2 separate regions of the Homo sapiens genome follow, and region 1 is linked to region 2. Evidence: chromatin contacts called from ENCODE Hi-C or POLR2A ChIA-PET data. All regions are on one chromosome and are shown on one strand. The core of a region is the stretch at or near the end of the contact, and the rest is flanking DNA. Distances in the headings are between cores, read along the strand shown.

What was found. A loop is a pair of places that touch in the nucleus more often than their neighbours do. ChIA-PET counts read pairs that join two places held with the same protein, here RNA polymerase II (POLR2A). Pooled maps may share reads with other maps.
Region 1: a map of mammary epithelial cell shows a loop between it and region 2 (7-fold over the local background). The contact joins two enhancer-like sites. A Hi-C loop is called at or near these places in 1 of 168 maps with a recorded cell type or tissue (mammary epithelial cell) and 1 of 50 pooled maps. POLR2A ChIA-PET finds 5 or more read pairs at or near these places in 1 of 52 experiments (MCF 10A).

Annotation. Positions count from the first base shown.
Region 1 is chr1:64,129,386-64,134,944 of GRCh38, reverse strand. All of the region lies in intron 4 of ROR1 (receptor tyrosine kinase like orphan receptor 1), which reads right to left. Among named protein-coding and RNA genes, the nearest start is that of ROR1-AS1, 20 kb to the right of the region's middle. Within about 2 kb of position 1,769, at least 2 of the 41 ENCODE cell types and tissues checked have a DNase peak (open chromatin) inside an H3K27ac peak, as active enhancers do; they include mammary epithelial cell, where a contact is called at or near this core.
Region 2 is chr1:63,983,032-63,988,496 of GRCh38, reverse strand. The region is part of intron 1 of ROR1 (receptor tyrosine kinase like orphan receptor 1); the gene reads right to left. Among named protein-coding and RNA genes, the nearest start is that of ROR1-AS1, 130 kb to the left of the region's middle. Within about 2 kb of position 4,141, at least 2 of the 41 ENCODE cell types and tissues checked have a DNase peak (open chromatin) inside an H3K27ac peak, as active enhancers do; they include mammary epithelial cell, where a contact is called at or near this core.

The DNA of each region.
Region 1 (5,559 bases), core at 520-3,019, 150 kb before region 2:
AAACCCCATCTCTACTAAAAATACAAAAATTAGTTGGGTGTGGTGGCAGGTGCCTGTAATCCCAGCTAGTCAGGGGGCTGAGGTAGGAGAATCACTTGAACCCAGGAGGTGGAGGTTGCAGTGAGCCAAGATCATGCCACTTCACTCCAGCCTGGGTGACAGAGTGAGACTCCATCTCAAAAAAAAAAAAAAAAAAGAATGAAAGAATCTCCTTGAGAAGCTTTAGGAAATACGAATGCCCAGGCCCCACCTTAGACCTATTAAATCATAGTCTCTGGGGATGAGGCTTAGGTATCTATGCTTAAAGAAACCTATCAGGTGATTTGAATGTGGTTGAGAACCACAACACTGAAAAAAACCAAACATGTATTAAGTGTCTGCTGCTCTGGGCTGGGTACTGTGTTAGGTGCTTTCTTCAAAGCAGCCCCTGATGAGCTATTATCCTTATTTTACGAGAGAGAAACTCAAATTCAGAGAAGTTAAGTAACTTGCTCAAATTCACAAAGTCAGTCTGTGGTGGAGCTAGGATTTAAACTGAAACTCAAGATGAGGCCACTATCCCATGTTGTTAGATCTGTAACTATGTTCTGCGTTTCAATACTACTCTTAGTTAAATCAGCCTACTCGAGAAAGAGACCTTATAACGAGTCTTGATTCTGTATCAGATACTGCTAAGTTTTATATACTTACAAAACAGATACTAAGTCATTTTATCCCAACAACAATCTTATAAAAAAAGGTAAAGATGTAATTATTCCTGTTCTACAGATGAGAAAAGTGAGACTCAGAAAGCATAGAGAACTTATCCAAAGTTACGCAGCAAGTAGAAGAGCTAGATTTGCTCTAAATAGTGTTTCTAACCACACTCTATAACTTCTTTCCAAGTGGCTTGGCAATGGAGTTTTTGCACTGCTTAGAGGGGCTTTCTGCTGTGGAGAAGCTTTGGTGCATTCTGGGTGGTAAAAGGTTTTCTTTTAAACATAAAGTCAAAAACACATTTCTTTCTTTTCCATTTTTCCCCACTGGCTTTGGCTGGAGGGGAACAAATGCTCCTCCAGCATTAATCAGCTTTATGCTTTTTTCCAGCTCACACTTCTTTCATCATTGATGTCTTCCTGCCTTACTCCATGCTCAGCAAATTAAAAACATGAAGCAAGTGGCAAGGTAGCAAAAGTGCAAGGGCACTTGCAGTGAGCGTGCCCAAGGCTGCATTCAATGGAGAAGAAAAGTGCATTGTGAAAGGGCAAATGGAATTTGGCCATTCATCACAGTGGCTGGCACCAGCGTGCGCCGCTGCCTCACCATGATGTCAAGGTGCAGGGGTGCTTTGTGATGGGAGCTCATGTTTCTCATAAAGGTAATTGAGTTACCATGTTGCCAGCCTCTACAACCTGCCATATTCTCTGCCATGGGATTGGGAAACGCAAATGTGGTCTGTAATCCACCTCCAGGGTCTCCTCCTTCTCCAGGGCAAGGAGCTTATGAAGGATATTTGAAGAGTGCTAAGAGGGATCGTGGAACAGTGCGGCAGCAAAAGGAGTGCCCATCTAGGAACCACTGCAGAGCAAGGAAAGGAAATGCTGTTCTGCAGAGACTTCATAATCTAGTTCTTGCCAGTTTTTCCAGCTTCCTTCCCTGCCAGACAAGCCTACAAGCCTGATGGTATTAGTCATGTGGATGATCTTGCTAGTCTCAAACCACAGGATGCACTTCGATGCGGACATGGCTTGACCCATGCTCATCCTTAGGGCTGGCATGCCCTCCACCCCCTCGTTCTCCTTGTGAATGTTCTCATCTTTCAGACCCAAATGCCCCTACCTTCCCTGGAAAGTTAGTCACTCACTAACCCCACCCATTCCCAGTACTTTCATCAAACCATTCCACAGATTTCCAGTTTCATATACTATTTTATCTGTTTAGCGCCCACCTTACCACTGACAGGCCAATAGAACTAGAAGAGATGAGGAGACTATCCCAGGGTAGCCCACCAAAGTGGACCCTTCTCCATACCAGGAGTATCCTCTAATTGGAAGCGATTTTCTTCCTCATCAGAATATACAGGGCATGGGCAGACATAGCTGAACCGATCGGTACTGACAAATTTGGTCCTAAAATATTCTTTTTGGGGATAATTTCAGTTAAAATGCCTATCTCTCTCTCTTTTTTTTTTTTTTTTTTTTTTTTGAGATGGAGTCTCGCTCCCATTGCGCAGGCTGGAGTGCAGTGGCGCGATCTCAGCTCACTGAAACCTCCACCTCCTGGGTTCAAGCGATTCTCCTTCCTCAGCCTCCTGAGTAGCTGGGATTAGAGGCGTGTGCTACCATGCCTGGCTAATTTTTGTATTTTTAGTAGAGACAGGGTTTCACCATGTTGGCCAGGCTGGTCTTGAACTCCTGACCTCAGATGATCCACCTGCCTTGGCTTCCCAAAGTGCTAGGATTACAGGTGTGAGCCACCACGCCGGGTCTCCTACCTCTTCTTAATGAGAAGAGAATGGATGCAGAGGGACTTTCCTGACTGTAAAATCTCACTTAAACCAAAGAATTGAAAACAGGTACTCAAACACACACTTGTACACAAATGTGCAGAGCAGCACTATTCACAATAGTCCAAAGGTGGGAACAACTCAGGTGTTCATCAACAGATGAATGGATAGACAAAAGGTGGTAGATACATACAATAGACTATATTATTCAGCCATGAAAAATGAATGAGGTACTGAAACAGGTTACGATGTGGGAGAGCCTCAAAAACATGCTAAGTGAAATAAGCTGAACAAAAAGGGCACATATTGTATGATCCCATTTATATGAAATATTTAAAATAGGTAAGTCTTTAGAGAAAAGCAGATCGGTGGTTGCTAGGGGCTGGGGACAGGGAGGAATAAGAAGTAACTGCTTAGCGGGCAAGGAATTTTATTTTGGGATGATGAAAATGTTTTGGAAGTAGACAGATGTGGCGGTTATACAACATTATGAATATACTAACTACTATTGACTTATTCATTTTAATATGGTTAATTCTGGCTGGGTGCAGTGGCTCATGCCTATAATCCCCGCACTTTAGGAGATCAAGGTTGGGAGGATTGCTTGAGGCCTGGAGTTCAAGACCAGCCCGGACAACATAGTGAGACTCTGTGTCTACAAAATTAAAAATGAAAAAATTAGCAGGGCATGGTGGCACACACATGTAGTCCTATCTATTCAGGGGGCTGAGGCAGGAGGATTGCTTGAGTCCAGGAGTTTGAGGCTGTAGTTAGCCATGATCACATCACTGCACTCCAGCCTGGGTGACAGAGCAAGACCATCTCTTTAAAACATAACGATAACAAAATAAATAATAAAATAAAATGGTGAACTCTATGTTATGTGAATTCCACCTTAATTAAAAAAAAAATATCATTTACACAAGGGCCAAGGTAGAGGGACCTTGGGAGAGGGCCAATGGTTGCAAATTCAGGCCTCAAGGTGGGGGAGGTCGTGGGGGTAGCTTTGTAAGTCACTTCCAAGCAGACTAAACTGATATAAGCATGAGCAGTTTACTCAGTATCAGCAGGTTCTTTTGTTCTGATTCTCATGGCTCTTCAAATGGAATGCCGGGGACAGTGACTTGGCAATCCCACAGCATGGCAGCCTCATAGGGACAGAGAGCAGTGAAATAAATAGCCCAACACCTCTGACCTCTGAATTTATCCCCCCAGCCCCTTTCATACACCCTGTTTTGAGCCATGGAGAGGAAATCACATCAAGATGGCTGCCCCTAAAACCCTTGAAGGAAAGTCATCACACAGCTCAAAGAGATGGACGGTCCATAGGTTTGCTCAGTGAGCAGTTTATTAAAGTGGGAGTTATTTTCTGTCATATGGATAGCAATTTCTCTTTACCCAAGCAAACACAACTTACTAATGCTTTCCCAAAAGACCATCATGGCCATGAATAAATGGAAAACATCCCTTTTTAAAACTTGTGAATCGGGCCACCTATTAGCAGATCTGGTTAAAAGCATGGCCACATAATGGCTCTAGTAACCTCGAGCTGAGTGTGAAGCTTCCCACTTCAGAGGCAGCGTTCTTCTCCCTTGGGAGGGGCAAACAGATCTCTCAAGGTAAAATTAGCCCTGGCTTTTAATAAAAATGGGGCTACATTATAAAATTAAGGATCCAAGTAAAAGATGCAGAATTATTCCAATGTAGACAGAAGATCAGAGACATAGAAACTTTAAGAACAGATTATAATTGGAGGTGGTCTGAAAAGTTACCTCCTATTCCAACCTACCTCCTTCCTCTTCTGGAGGAGACTTCAAGCCTGGAAGCAACCTTAGTTAACTGCTAACCAGGAGGAGGGGGCATCACTTAAATCTTATCAGCCCTAGCTGCACACACCTTGAAATGATGGCCCTGGGAGAGGGAGCATCTCTGGACAGGTATAGGCAGAGACAAGGAAAGGGATGGCTGGGGAGGGTGAGGATCCAGGAAGGGGAGCTGTCGGGAGCACCAAAAGCAGACTTCACCTCAGGCTGGCTGTGGTCAAGAGATTACAGGTTAAATATGTGATCCTGAAGTTATCTCACAAACTCTGCTTTCTAAAGACCGGTCTGAAAGTGAGCATCAAAAAGTACATGTTAACATACTTGACCTTTAAGGTCAGTTTTGAAAGGGAGCCAATCAAGGCATGTCAACCCAGAGGGCCAACGACTCACAGAGAAGCCTTAAATCTATAGGGTTGAGAATTCAGCTAACCCTTACATCCCTTTTTCTTTTATTGGAATGCCTTTGTAAGCATAAGCAATTTTGAGGTGACTGTGTCGAATATCACATGCTGGTTCCCACATCTGGTCAGTGACAATTTGGTTAACATTTATTCGCTTAGCTAAAGAGTCCCTCGACCTGTTTCATACCACCTTTTTTTCTTTAAAAAATTAAATCAAAATTTTGAAGTTTTTTTCCCTTGGCTATTAAAACAAACAGATGAATAACGTTCTGTCATAGTTTCCAGAGCAGCACGGAAGAGTTACTTGTGTCCAACTCAGAAAAGGGAAGGTATTGGCTTTGCTTCATAGTGATGTTTGGAAACACAAGGGTTTGCATTTCACTTGGAACAGGAGCAGAATTACCCAGGCTTGTATCTCACAAACGTAATTTGAGGGAAAATTATGTGTGTAATATATTTTATTCCTATTTAAACACACATTTGAAATGATAGGACTGCACTAGTACAGTATTTGCAAGAATACAGAAGACTGCTAATCAAAAGAATGAGTGATTTTTTACTGTCTTCAATTTACTGAGGTTTTCATGATAGGGCGGCCTTGCACCTCTAAGAATGCTTTGGTTGTTTTTACTTTTCCTCTGTTAAGGGCCTGCTTTGCCCCCAAGGTTAGGCTGAAGCTGGAAATGCATAGGTGACACTTGGAGTCCCCGAGTTCAGCGCCCCCAAGTTCTTATTAGAGACCCCTTGGATGTGCTTTGAAAGTTCTCCAAATATCAGGCATTCAAACCACCCCCTAAAATTGCCTATTAAGAATAATGGGACTTTAGAATAATATGAAATTCACACATAC
Region 2 (5,465 bases), core at 2,892-5,391:
AATTTTATGTTACATATGTTTAACCACAATTTTTTCTGAAAAAGGAGTGAGTTGCCCATGGCTAAAAGTATTCTAGAAGAGACTAGATGTCCATATGTCAGAGATACCAAGGAAGAAGTTATTTTCCAAGAAGGGGCTGGATTAAATGAATTCTGAGATCTCTTCCGACTTTAAAATTGTATGACAAGATAAGCACTTCATCAATTACGGAAGTAAAAAATTGTTTTATTTTTCCATAAAAATACAGACTACCTTTTATCCTGGAGCTTCCCAGCCTGGACCCTGAGACAGCTGGGTCCTGGAGTTGATTTACAATCAGATTCTCTCATTGTTTGTAAAGCACATTTCCAGAAAACCATTTTCAGTTCCATTTTAATGAGGAACAATTTGTTATTTTTTTTGGAAACTCCTGACTTCCATTGTTATAGAAAAGATACAAGAAAAGAAAATCTAGGTCTTGCAGTTCAAGAATTAATGAAGGCCCTGAAACAATTATGCCTTAAATATACAGAGGTCTTCTTAATGTAAATAGACTGTATTTCACAGCAAATCTTCTTAGAATAAGGAATCCATTTCAGCATGACAGAGTGGGCAATGCAGCAGGGCTACAGTCTGTACTCAATTTGCTATTTTACTTCCATTGACGTTGACTAATGTACAAATAGCCTGGCTTAAAGGATCTGGGAAACACTAGGTCACAGTGTGAAATATATGCTAATATAGCACAATTTATATAAAAATAGAGGAATGTAAATAGCTAACTGAAGCCAGAGGTAGTTGCTCCAGCCAAGTGGCGACTGAGGAACATTGATAATGCAAAGAGAATGTTGTTCTCGTTAAAACTTCTGAGAACAATACCCTCAGGTTTTCTTCCAGCTTCAATGCAATGATAAATTAAAACTGAATTTCTGCTGCTCTCTGAAAGCATGCATGTGTCTCTGCATTATGATTAGAATGACATGTTTAAATAATCTAACTTAAAAGTCACTATGATACAAAGATTAACATTCCCAGATCCCACAATTGAGGAGCTAACAGTACAGTGAAGATAAGCTGACAGCCCATATACCTTGAAAAAAGACCAAGTGCGTTAAGTTGGCAGGCAGTGTGACAGAGTGGAATAAGCACGGGTTAAAGACAATTGCTGTTTATTTAGTGCTTATGGGTCAGGCATGAAGATTTCACATGCATTATCTCATTTAATCCTCATGATGTGGGTTAAGAACCAGTACAACATGGAATATAATTCAGGCATTAATAAATTCCACTGACATAATTCTGCAGCAAAACTATGGCTGAGTCATCTATTAGCCCATTCCTGGGGTCAGGCAGCCTCTACTTGTTTCTGTAGGCTCTAATTGCTTGGATCTGTGTGACAGCATTCAAGGGAAAAGAGCAGAGGCAGAAACAACAGAAAAGCTATTGATGGATTCTGGGTAATTGAGGCAAAAAACCCAAAATTTAAGACCTAAAGTTGAAGTTGAAAATTACATGTCATTTATTAGATGTTGTGGGTTTGGTTCTCTGCTGCTGCCCACCTCCCATGCCACAATCCCCCATCATATGGTCACACTTCTTTTCTTTCCTTTTTTCTTTTTTTTTTTTGAGACAGGGTCTCACTCTGTCACCCAGGCTGGAGTGAGTCAAATATGGCTTGTTGCCGCCATGACCTCCTGGGCTCAAGTGATCCTCCTGCCTTAGCCTTCAGAGTAATTGGGACCACAGGTACACACCACCAAGTCTGGCTAATTAAAAAAAAATTTTCTGTGTAGAGAGAGTCTCCACCATGTTGACTAGACTGATCTTGAATTCCTGGGCTCAAGGGATCCTCTCACCTCCACCTCCCAAAGTGTTGGGATTACAGGCGTGAGCCACCACGCCCAGCCTGGTGACACTTTTCTAAGAACTCCTGGGTTAGAACCTTTGCTGGGCATCTCCTGCACATATAATAAAGTTTGAAGTCCTCAGCAGAGCATGCTTTACAACCTCCTTTCCCATAATTCCAGCCATGCTAAATGACAGCTCACCATTCCAAACACACCTGCCCTTTCGATCCGTGATTCTCTTTCTTGGGATGCCCATTTTCATTCCTCTTCCCTTTCTTTCTATTCATCCTTTATGTCAAAATGAGAACAGGAATTATATCTGCTTTATATGCTACTGCAATCTCAGTGAAAGGAATATAGTTTGTATTGAATAAGTGTTTATTGACTATAGGAACAAGAGAAATACAGAAAGACATAAATGAATTTTTAAAAGGGAGGTAGAGGGAGGGCAAATTATCTCCTCTTGCTTATGGTCTTTGATTCTTCTAAGCAGACATCATTCCCTTCTCTGTGCTATGCAGAACCTAGTCATGCACCCCTCTATACCATTTTTCAAGTTTATCTGCATATTTCTAAGTTTTTTTCCATCTAGACTTTCAGTATCCCAAAAGCAAGGACTATGTCTATCTAGGTGGCCAGTGCTTTGCTCAGTGCCTGGCAGTGAACAAGAAATGATTGAACAGACCTTTCTGAAGGCCTTGTAACATCCCACTTAAAGCCAGCACTTGGATAGTCCAGGTTGAGTATCCCTTATCCAAAAATCTTGCAATTAGAAGTGTTTTAGATTTTGGATTTTTTCAGATTTTAGAATATTTGCATACAAACAATGAGATATCTTAGGGATGGGACCTAAATCTAAACACAAAATTTATTTTTTATACACACATTATACACATAGTATAAAGGTAATCTTACTTTATATATATATAAAATAATAATAATTATTATTTTTTAAAGAGACAGGGTCTTTCTGTGTTGCCCAGAGTGGTCTCAAACTCCTGGACTCAAGTGATTCTCCTGCCTCAGCCTCCCAAAGTGCTGGGATTACATACATGTGTGAACCACCATGCCTGGCCCCTATATTTTTAATAATTTTGTGTATGAAACAAAGTTTTGACTCCAACCCATCACATGAGGTCAGGTGTGGAATTTTCCACCTGTGGCATCATGTTGGTGCTCAAATGTTTTAGGTTTTGGAGCATTTAGAATTTTTTGATTAGGGATGGGCAATCGGTGGTGATTTGGAAATTCGAATTAACATTTGGATTAGGTTCCTGAAACTCAAATTTGGCAGGATAGGTAAACAAATATCTGACAAAACAATGTCTGAGGCAGAATGCTTTCTGTTGTGGAGAATCAGCCCAGTTTGTTGCATTGAAGCTCTTACTCCTTAGAAAAGCTCAAGAGGTTTTCACTCAGAAGCTGTTTATACGTACTTTTCACAAGCTTCGTTATCAGATTTCCTAGTCTGGAGTTGACTAGACACAACAAATTGAGATCAGGAAAGGAGATGGAGGCAGATAAACTGGGAACTACTCAGGAGAAAGTGCGGAGACCCAGGGACTCAAAAAATTTAACAGCTTAGAGCAATTAGTCCAGAGTTCAACACACCCTGGGTATGTAGTAATATATATGACAGCACCATCCAAAAACTCACAATGAAGTCCAAGCAGTATTGTGAAAAGACAGCCCTCCTTCGGAAGACAGAGGTGCGTGGGTAATCCATTAGGAAAGATTTCCATTAAACAACAAACTGTTTGGCATTTAATGAGAAATGCTTCGATTAGTTGGAAAATTCACTTGGGTGGAACAGTTAATGAGCTGACAATGCCAGATAAATAATGTGTTACTATGGAAACCAAAGAGACTTCATATTGTATATCTGTCCATGTTCAGCTATCCAACGCATGGAATAGGACCAAAAGAAACACCAGAATGAAAATACATATTGAGTCAGGATCCTAAATGCAATTCCAGGAGACTGCATTCCCAGGCATCCCCAAATCAACTTCTAAAGGCTGCACGAGCCCTTAAATGGCACTCTGCAAAGAACTCTTTTGAGAGCTTGTGTTTGGTACAAAGAAGGTCAACATAAAGTTAATAGTAGCAGCTAGCTTGCACAGCCTAATAACATTTACAGGACTAGTATCTAATGTGCAATTAGCCAGGGACATTTCCCTGCCTGAGCCACAAAGCCATCACTATGCACTTAATATAATCCTATTCCACGTGGCACCCTCCCAAGGATGGACAAACCACAAGCTTTAAATGTGAATGGCTGTGGTCTGGCTTGTGGGGTAGAGGAGACAAATATTTTATTGGGGGAGGGCAGTATACAGGCACCAGTGCTCTGTTTCTCCTTGACCAGACCCCTTCCACTGCACAGTCTCCCTTATAAGCTTTCTTAAATTCAAGTTTCCCAGAGAAGTCTGGGTACGCTTCAGGAGAAAATATTACCAACATTCCTAGCTCCTACCATTCAGCCACCTTCTCATTCTTCCTTATTTAGAGCCCATTTTGTCCCAGGCAATAAGCTAGGTAATTCCACATAGATTATCTCATTTCTGTGGCAAAACTAGGAAAGGCATGTTTCAACTTGGTCTTCATGAACTATCAGGCACATAGAAAAAAAGTACAGTATGTTAATAAACAGGTCGAGGTGTGTTTAGAAAGGGTTATGTGTGCCTTGCTAAGAGAAAGGAAGGGAAGTAACATTTAGTAAGTACTCACTGTAAGCCACACCAGGTGTGGGGTACTTTGCGTCCCTTTGCATCTTATTTGATCTGGCAAGGAAGCATTATTTAGTAGATAAGGAAACTGTGGCTCTGAGAAATTTACCTTATCTCAAAATCATTCAGCTCATTGATGACAGAGCCAAGATTCAGATCTGTGCCTGTTAGGTTCTGAAGTCAAAACTTACTCCACTCAACCGCAATATTAAAGAATGAGGACATTGTCCTTTTGGACAATGAGGCGCTAAAGGCAGTTTTAATGCTGTGAACTGATGTGATGTCATCCTAAATCAACCCAGTTAGAAACCAGACCATTCTGGAGGGATTGCAGGGTACCAGCCACACTCCTGCCTTACCGAATGTTTCTAAAACCTTAAAATCTGGTTCAAAGCAGCTTCAAGAATAGCCCTAAGTGGGCTGAGTAACACTGACTCACTCCAGAACCCTGAAAAGGTGTGGAAAGTCCAGCCTGAAGTTTCTCAGCCATCACTTCTAGAGGGGTCCCGCTTCCCCTATTGCCCATCTCTCAGCAGCATAGGCACAGCTGAAACACTAGACAGTCCTCCCCATTCTCAAGACCAATCAGATCCAGGGCAGAGGACTTGCTGCTAGCTGCCAGGCTTTGGCAACTTGGGAAAGTAGTAAAGAATAAAAAAGTCTTAAAGAGCAATTCAGATGATCACACTGAGTCTTCCGGACTTCCGTTTCCATATCTGTAAAATGCGGAGGGGGAGAGTGAGAAAATCTCTCCCTGAGAGTTGTTATGATGATTAAAGAGATAATGTATATAAAGTATGGAGCATCATACCTGGCACATTGGAGGACCTTAGTTATTACAGCTGAAGTCAGTTTCTTTACCATTTTATTCTTATGTTGTTTGCAAATATTTTGTGTGCTTAAGAAAGCA